Regions from separate parts of the Homo sapiens genome. Here all the other regions are linked to region 3. The links are chromatin contacts, found by Hi-C or POLR2A ChIA-PET in ENCODE. All regions are on one chromosome and are shown on one strand. Each heading gives the region's core, a stretch centred on a gene start or an enhancer-like site at or near the end of the contact. The rest is flanking DNA. Distances are from core to core; before and after follow the strand shown. Region 1 holds the start of ANKRD54 (ankyrin repeat domain 54). Region 2 holds the start of C22orf23 (chromosome 22 open reading frame 23). Region 3 holds the start of DDX17 (DEAD-box helicase 17).

Evidence for each region. Hi-C counts contacts between places; a loop is a spot of excess contacts on that map. ChIA-PET counts read pairs that join two places held with the same protein, here RNA polymerase II (POLR2A). Pooled maps may share reads with other maps.
Region 1: a pooled map shows a loop between it and region 3 (19-fold over the local background). The contact joins the promoter of ANKRD54 here to the promoter of DDX17 in region 3. A Hi-C loop is called at or near these places in 9 of 37 single-sample maps with no recorded cell type and 16 of 50 pooled maps.
Region 2: a loop to region 3 is called in a pooled map, with 6 times the contacts of the local background. The contact joins the promoter of C22orf23 here to the promoter of DDX17 in region 3. A Hi-C loop is called at or near these places in 8 of 50 pooled maps. POLR2A ChIA-PET finds 5 or more read pairs at or near these places in 4 of 52 experiments (activated CD4-positive, alpha-beta T cell, activated T-cell, endothelial cell of umbilical vein and 1 more).

What each region holds. Positions count from the first base shown.
Region 1 is chr22:37,843,018-37,845,717 of GRCh38, forward strand. It overlaps ANKRD54 (ankyrin repeat domain 54), which reads right to left and starts at 1,317. Exons shown (of 8, transcript NM_138797.4): 1 at 894-1,317. The coding sequence starts at 1,221. It overlaps MIR658 (microRNA 658), which reads right to left and starts at 1,354; the gene lies at 1,255-1,354. RefSeq lists a silencer at 788-1,487.
Region 2 is chr22:37,952,185-37,954,884 of GRCh38, forward strand. It overlaps C22orf23 (chromosome 22 open reading frame 23), which reads right to left and starts at 1,417. Exons shown (of 7, transcript NM_032561.5): 1 at 1,264-1,417; 2 at 863-974. The coding sequence starts at 965. It overlaps POLR2F (RNA polymerase II, I and III subunit F), which reads left to right and starts at 1,515. Exons shown (of 5, transcript NM_021974.5): 1 at 1,515-1,623. The coding sequence starts at 1,604. RefSeq lists a silencer at 1,681-1,750.
Region 3 is chr22:38,504,920-38,507,619 of GRCh38, forward strand. It overlaps DDX17 (DEAD-box helicase 17), which reads right to left and starts at 1,392. Exons shown (of 13, transcript NM_006386.5): 1 at 1,032-1,392. The coding sequence starts at 1,318. RefSeq lists enhancers at 457-1,348, 1,228-1,417, 1,349-2,240, 1,818-2,227 and silencers at 668-837, 868-1,137.

The sequences.
Region 1 (2,700 bases), core at 67-2,566, 660 kb before region 3:
TTCTTGTGAGGACAGATGATCATGTATCAGCAGTGTTTGGGGCACAGCAAAGGCAGCATAACAGCTAAACATCCATTACCTTACTTAACTCATCCCATTTTACAGATGAGAAAACTAGGGCTGAGGCCGGGCCAGTGGCTCATGCCTGTTATGCCAGTACTTTGGGAGGCCGAGGTGGGTGGATCACCTGAGATCAGAAGTTCGAGACCAGCCTGGCAAACATGGTGAAACCCCATCTTTACTAAAATTACAATAATTAGCCGGGCTTGGTAGTGGGCGCCTGTAACCCCAGCTACTCGGGAGGCTGAGGCAGGAGAATCGCTTGAACCCGGGGGGCGGAGGTTGCAGTGAACCAAGATGGCGCCACTGCACTCCAGCCTGGGCAACAGAGCGAGACTCCGTCTCCAAAAAGATAATAATAATAAATAAATAAAAATAAAAAAATTTAAAAAGAAAACTAAGGTTGAAAGGGTCTATCATTTGCCCTAAGGTCTAACTGTGGTAAAGGAGTCCAAGTCCGTGCATTTAAACAAGCTGGTACGACTTGGCTGCAGGCTCTGGCCTCCCCTCTCCATGATAATAAAAGTGTTCCCCAGTACCTCATTTTATTATTCACCAATAAGCGTTCCGAGTCATGGGAAGTTTCCATTCAGAAATTACCCAGTGAGAGAAGACTGGGGTGACTGGCTCAGAGCAGGAAGACTTTCTAAAAAAACCATCATCACCATCGTTACTGAAAGGAGACTCAAGGGTCAGTGTGGCCCTCAGCGCAGACGTCGGGGGACCCCGGCTGAGGGTCGGGGGCGACCAAAGCGCGGCCACTGGTCCTCTGAGGCCCCGCCCCTCGCCCGGGCTGCCCCGCCCCGGGCCCCCGCGCCGCTCGCGCCGCTCACCGTGCACCTCCTTGCCCGTGGGCCCGAGCCGCCGGTGGGGCCTGGCAGCGCGCCTCAGCCGGCCAGCGGGTATCTTGCAGCGCAGCTCGTCGCGCGGCTCCGCATCCTGCTGCCACAGGACGTGCAAGTAGCGCAGCGGCGACTGGGCCCCGCCGGACGCCCGGCCCGAGAGGCCCGCGCCGCCGCCGCCCAGCGCAGACCCGAAGTCAGCGAAGGAGAAGAGGCCCTCAGCGTCAGTCAGCGGCTCCGGCGCCACCGCGCACTCGCCCTCCGAGCTCGAGTGGCCTGAGCGCGGCTCGTCGTCCGCGTCCCCGGCGGCGGCTGCCATGGCAACGGCTCCGCGCGGGCCTGGCCGCCTGAGCCTCGTTCCCGACCGACCAACGGACCTACTTCCCTCCGCCCTGAGTCGTGCTGTCAGCGAGCTGGCGGGCGGGCAGGGCCCGCAACCACGGCAACCGAGCGGGGGCGGGCTCAGGCCGAGACAGAGCGGCGAACCAATGACTACCCTTCCAGCTTAAACCGGTCCCAAAACCAATCGGAAAGGGAGGGCACAGTACAAGCAGGATAATTGGACAGGGTTTCCGGCAACGTGACTGACAGACATTGTAACCAATTACAAACTTGAAGTGACCTTGGCTTTCGCTGTACGTCGCTACCGGAGCCAGTAAAACAGCATTTCAGACGCTTTTTTTTTGCGACGGAGTCTCGCTCTGCCGCCAGGCTCGCGATCTCGGCTCACTGCAACCTCCGCCTCCTTGAAGCAATTCTCCTGCCTCAGCCTCCCGAGTAGCTGGGACTACAGGCGCGCGCCACCACGCCCAGCTAATTTTTGTATTTTTAGTAGAGACGGGGTTTCACCATGTTGGCCAGGATGGTCTCGATCTCTTGATCTCGAGATGTGCCGGCCTCGGCCTCCCAAAGTGCTGGGATTACAGGCGTGAGCCACCGCGCCCGGCCTTTTTTTTTCTTTTTCCTCTCCATTTCCCAGTCTAATGAGAAAACAAGCAGATACCTTAGCAAATCAGATTAAGATGATTTGCAGGCACTCACAAAGGAAAATGAAGAAGCCACGCCATCCATGTAGATATAGATGTTGTAAATCAATGAACGCAAAAAAAAAAAAAAAAAAGAACTTCCCACAAATGCATAATGTACGTGGGAAAGGGAAAATGTGTTGAAATTTGGAGATACCACTACAAACTGTGAGTAATAGTGTCTAAATGCAATGGATTTCCTTTAGTCAGAGTTCTCTAGGTAACCCCGACGTAGATGACTGATCTACAAAGATTTGTAATACAAAGTGATTACATTAGAGCAATAGTTTAGTTCGACAGCCAGTCACTGAGCCAGGTAACTGCTAGGTCCTGGACACAGGATCAGACTTGGTGCCCCTGAGATGCTCACAATCCAATGGGAGAAGACCAGGAAACAAATAAGTGTTCCTCAAGCAACATTTCATGGGTGCACGTTTTCATAAAACTTCTCACAATCCCGTACCCCACAAGCACTTCTATAAAGTAGACAAGAAGGACCATCCCTATTTTATAGGTGAGGAGTTGAAAAGCAGAGGGAAGAGACTCATTCACAGTTGCCCAGCTCTCACCGGACCAGGTCTTGTGTCCTGGCAAAAGTTCTTTCCATATATAAACCCTCCCACTCAACCCAGTTAAAATGTAATCTTTCCGCACGGTGGGTCACGCCTGTAATCCCAGCACTTTGGGAGGCCAAAATGGGCAGATGACAAGGTCGGGAGTTCAAGACAAGCCTGGCCAACATGATGAAACCTCGTTTCTACTAAAAATACAAA
Region 2 (2,700 bases), core at 167-2,666, 550 kb before region 3:
AAAAAAACAAAAAAGTTGTTGAGTAAAAGAACACATGAATACTTGTTCATCATGTTTCAGGGGCTGGAGCTACAATTGTGGGCCGAAACAGGCACGGTTCCTGCCTGATGAAATTCATGATCTGGAGGGATAGATGGGACACCAAATAACTGACTACAGCTTGTGCTAAGCCCAGTGAAGGAAAATGTGTGAGGGCACATAACAGTTGATCCTACTGTGGTGGTGAGGAGCAGAAGTCTTCCTCGGGAAAGTTGAAAGTGTGATCTAAAGGATGCATAGGAGTTAACTACTCTAAAAATTTTAGTTCTTTGACTTTTGGCAAGGTGTAGCACCTTGAACCTTCCCCTCCCCCCCGCCCCGCCCCGCCCCCGAATAAGGCATATGCAGTAGAATTTTGAAGCTTTCTGAACCCCAGGCTCCTTATCTGTAAAGGAAAATAGTGCTAAGCCACAGGTCAGGTACGGGGGAACTGAGTTACAGAGGGTAACTACCACCATTCTTCTCTCATCCTTTAACTCAGGGGTCCCCAACCCTCCGTCCGTGGACTGGTACCAGTCCCTGGCCTGTTAGGAACCGGGCCGCACAGCAGGAGGTGAGCGGCAGGCTAGCGAGCCTCACCGCCTCCTTTCAGGTCAGTGACGGCCTTAGATTCTCATAGGAGCGCGAACCCTATTGTGAACTGCGCACGCGAGGGATCTAGGTTGCACGCTCCTTATGAGAATCTAACTAATACCTGATGATCTGAGGTGGAACAGTTTCATCCCGAAACCATTCCCCACACCTCCGTCAGTGGAAAAATTGTCTTCCACGAAACCGGTCCCTGGTGCCAAAAAGGCTGGGATCGCTGCTTTAACGGACTGACCTCTGAGCAGCTCGCAGGTCCCCGGGGTGTAAGTGATGGTCTTGGGGCGGCGCCGGAACCCAGTTCCTTTGGTCACTACCTCCATCTGCTTCTGTGAAGCCATGGGAGGACTCTGAGGAGGGAAAGACGCAATGACACACCCCCTGTCTCCTGTCCCTAATCTCTGTTCCCCGACGCCCAACACCCCCAGAAGTCTGGAAGCGGGGATCGAGCCAGAGAATGATGCCGCCAGTTAATATTGCGACAGTGCCCAAACCTCCCATCCAGACACACAGATACACACACACAGTCCTCATTCTGACCCAGCGCCTGTGGCAGGGAAGTCTCCTCGGGAGGGAGTGTTAACACAGCCATGGTCACAACAGTACCCACTGAGTGATATGCCAAAATTGAAATTTCACCCTAAGACCCTCTCTGGGTGCTCCCCTCTCCACATAGAAGTGGGCTCCCGGAGGCGGTGACCACTGCTTTACAGCCGCATCCGCACCGGTGCCACGCAGAAATACTGCGCGATCTGGGCTGCTGGAGCTGGCAGCTAGCGCCTCTCGCTACTATAGAAACGCGCACACACCAGTCAGCGCATGCGCACTTTCCCCGCTCTGTCCTGCCTCCCGGAAGTGATTTCCTCTGGGTTACGGCGCAGGCGCAAGATAAGCTAGGAGCCGCGCGAGTCGTAGTGTCGCTGTTTGCGGGTCTCCGCGCGGGACCGGGGCGCAGCGGGGTCGCTGAGGCGAGGGTGTCATGTCAGACAACGAGGACAAGTGAGTGCGGGAGCGGAGTGGCCTTTGCGGCAACCTTGGAAGGGGCGGATGAGGCAAGGCTTGGGTCGGCTGAGGAGCCTGGCGTCTAGGGGCAATGTCTGAGGGGACTGGGGTCCTGAGGGGGCCGGCGGAGCCGAGGAAGGGAAGGGCGGGCGACCCAGGAGCACAGCCCCGGCTGGAGGCACAGGAGGGCCCAGGCTCGAGGGTCCAGAGGGGATCCGTAGAAAAGGTGTCCTTCAGCAAATGTTCCAGCGAGCCGGGCTCTGTATCATGCAGTGGGAATATTGAGGTGAATGAACAATCGTCCCTGCCTCTCCACGTGCTCACTTTCTAGAAAAGGGGTCACAGGCCCATAAGTAAGCAAGCAAGCAGGTAACGGTGGTCGCGTGAGCTTCCCCAGTTCTAGACGTATGTAGTATAGGAGTACTCCAGAGGAGGGTCTGGGGCAGCTCCACCGGGTGGCATTAAATAAAAGTCTGGGACGGTCCTTTGCAGTAATTTTTTTTTTTTTTTGAAACAGAGTCTTGCTCTGTCGCCCAGGCTGGAGTGCAGTGGCGCGATCTCGGCTCACTGCAGCCTCCACCTCCGGGGTTCAAGGGATTCTCCTGCCTCAGCCTCCCGACTAGCTGGGATTATGGGCGTGCACCACCACGCCTTGCTAATTGCTTGTAGTTTTAGTAGAGACGGGTTTCACCATGTTGGCCAGACTGGCCTCGAACTCCTGAGCTTGTGATCCACCCGCCTCGGCCTCCCAAAGTGCTGGGATCACAGGCGTGAGCCACCGTGCCCGGCCTGCTTGTAGTAATCTAGATGAGAGAAGTCAGTAGCTTATAGTAGGGTGGTAGGAGTAGAGGTGGTGAGAACTGGTTTTGAATTCTGGATATATTACTATTTTAAAGATAGAGCCCAAAAATTACCTGTGGGATATGTGGGTGCAAAGAGAGCTAGTCTGAAGATAAAAATAAGAAACGTGTGGGATTGCTACCCCATTCCCAGTGAGTGTCAGTAGAGAAGAGGAGATGACCCGTGGCTGAGCATTAGGGCATTTGGACATTGAGTGCTTGGGGGAAAAGAGAA
Region 3 (2,700 bases), core at 142-2,641:
GGTCGGGGGAGACGGAGTTTCGCTCTTGCCACGGGCTGGAGTGCAATGGCGCGATCTCGGCTCACTGCAACCTCCTCCCCCCGGGTTCAAGCGATTCTCCTGCCTTGGCCTCCCGAGTAGCTGGGATTACAGGCATGCGCCACCAAGCCAGGCTAATTTTGTTATTTTTAGTAGAAACGGGATTTCTCCATGTTGATCAGGCTGGTCTCGAACTCCTGACCTCCGGTGATCCGCCCGCCTCGGCCTCCCAAATCGCTGGGATTACAGGCCTGAGGCACCACGCCCGGTCCACAATACCAAGAACTTTCTAGCGAGGCAGAATAGTTGACGCTGCAGTCCAATTAGAGAAAAAAGGCTGAAATATTAAGATTAAAACTAAAGTAACGACCCAAAAACCCATCCTTCCCCCAAACACGGTCATTTAGATGGCAAGCAACTCCACTGCTTTACATCCCAATGCATTTCCTCCGACTTAAAATATAACTGAAGAGAATTAAAATCTATTTCTAAAAATGAGAAGTTGGTCTTTTCGTCTCCCGTGCCTTAAACAGTGAACTCTGGGGAGAGAACGTCAAGGGTGCCATTTCGTGTAAGGCTTTCCTGGGCTGAAGTGTTCTCTCAGGAAGATCCGCGTTTTTCAGATGAACGCCGAGGCCTGGAGACATCGAACAGCCCGCCCGAAGCGGCCCGGCTCGAGAGCCGGGAAACCAGGCGAGGCGCCAAAGCCCGGGCCTGGGCTGATGCGGCCAGGCCGCCCCTCCCGATCCCCCGCGGGGCTGGGATGGGGCCGGGCCGCGCCACGACGGCCGTCCGCACGGAGAGGCCCAGCGTCGCCAAGCGGCCGCCCTCCTCGGGTCCCGAGTGACCCCGGGGCCGAGGTCCGCGCACGAAACCGCTGTCTCGCCTCGAGTCGCCTCCCCTCGCCTCCCGGGTCGAGAGCAAGGCTCCCAGGCTCGCAGTCCGCCGGGCCTCCCCAAGAAGCAACTCCCCCACCCCCACGCCAGGCCTCTCCTCTCCTCCCCCACCCTTACCCTCCACGGTCACGATCCCGGTCCCGGTCCCCAAAGCCTCCTCCGCGCATGGTCCCAAAAGGATAGAGATCTGGGAGCGGGGCACGGATGGCCGGGCTCGGGAGGGCCTGCGGCTCCGGTCTGGTGACGACCGATGGCGGCGGCGCCTCCGCTGTTGGGGCGGCGGCAGGCGCAGCGCTCTCTCGCTCCGACGCGCTGTCTCCCGTCGCAGACGCCACCGTCGCCGCCTCTCTCGTCGGAGACGGGAGCAAAACACAGAGAATCGGGGCTACAAAGCCGGTGGGCAGGTTTGGCTACGCTCAAACCGGGCAGTGCCGCGGTTTAGGCGTCTCCTTCCTTCCCAGCGACTGCACAAAATGGCGGCCGCCGCTGAGTCGGCTCCAACTTAACGCTGCGTACGGCGGAGACGATACGTAAACAGCGCCTCGGAATAGCCCGAGGGCTCCGCGGGGAACTACGGGTATTCTTGGAAGCACTTTACGTCAGTTGCGACGATGGGTGTATTTTGCGGTCTGTACAAGAAAAACAAAGTACGGAGCGAGCGTAGAGTTCTCGCGCCACCCGAACTAGAACGTGGGATGAGGTGGGAGGAAGCGCCTCTGGTGCGACGTAACATTCTTTGCGTCGTTAGCCGGCCTGCTGTTGCTAAGATGCGCAGTATGCGTAACGCATTCTGTTTAGAGAATAGAGGATTTTGCCTGATTCCGATCTCGGTACAGACCCCGCGGCCGGCTTGAAGAAGTTGCTTTGCAGAGACAATAACCGTCCTCCATATTGTTATCAAGTTTCAGAGTCCTCTGGCGCCAGAGGCCGGGAGGGTCTTAAATTCCGTGGCTGGCCTTCCTATATGGCGCCGCCAGCCCTCTCGCCCCACCGCCCTGGGCCCGCTGAGAATGGCGGCGGGCCCCGGCGCCATTTCCTTTCCGTTGCCTTTCGCTGCTCTGTCTCCGGCAGCCATGATGGAAGAGCCGTGTCCCTTTCTTTCCGGAGTTTGTGAGGTGGCGATGTCCCTTCCAGGTTAAAGTGCCCTCAGCTACATTTGGTTCACACTGAGGTGCATTTTCTGAACCGTATATTTTTACCGTCCCTGGCCGAGCACAGCTGTTGCTAATACAGAAACAAAATGTGCTTGGAGGCCAGGCATGGTGGCTCACGCTTGTAATACTAACACTTTGGGAGGCCGAGGCGGGAGGATCACCTGAGTCCCGGAGTTCGAGACCAGCCTGGCCAAAATGGCAAAACCCCGTCTCTACGAAAAATACAAAAATTAGCAGGACATGGTGGCGGGTGCCTGTAGTCCCAGCTACTTGGGAGGCTGAGGCAGGAGAATCGCTTGAACCCGGGAGTCGGAGGTCGCAGTGAGCCGAGAACGTGCCACTGCACTCCATCCTGGACGACGGGGCAAGAATCCGTCTCAAAAAAAAAATTGCTTGGAGCCCCAGTGGACTCCGTGGGCCCTTTGCTGCCGTTGAACGGCGCTCCTCAGAAGGCCCGGAGAAGACCCCAGCACTCTCAGGAGAACAAGGTTTCAGAGCGATGGTCTTTAGACACAGAAAGGGCGAAGGCTAAGGACAAGTGTTTAACCAGGCTAGTCCACGTTCTCCGCTCAATTCCTTCCAGACTGGCTTCCCTCTCCTTACCTGCTTCCTGTCGTCTCAAACTGCATTTT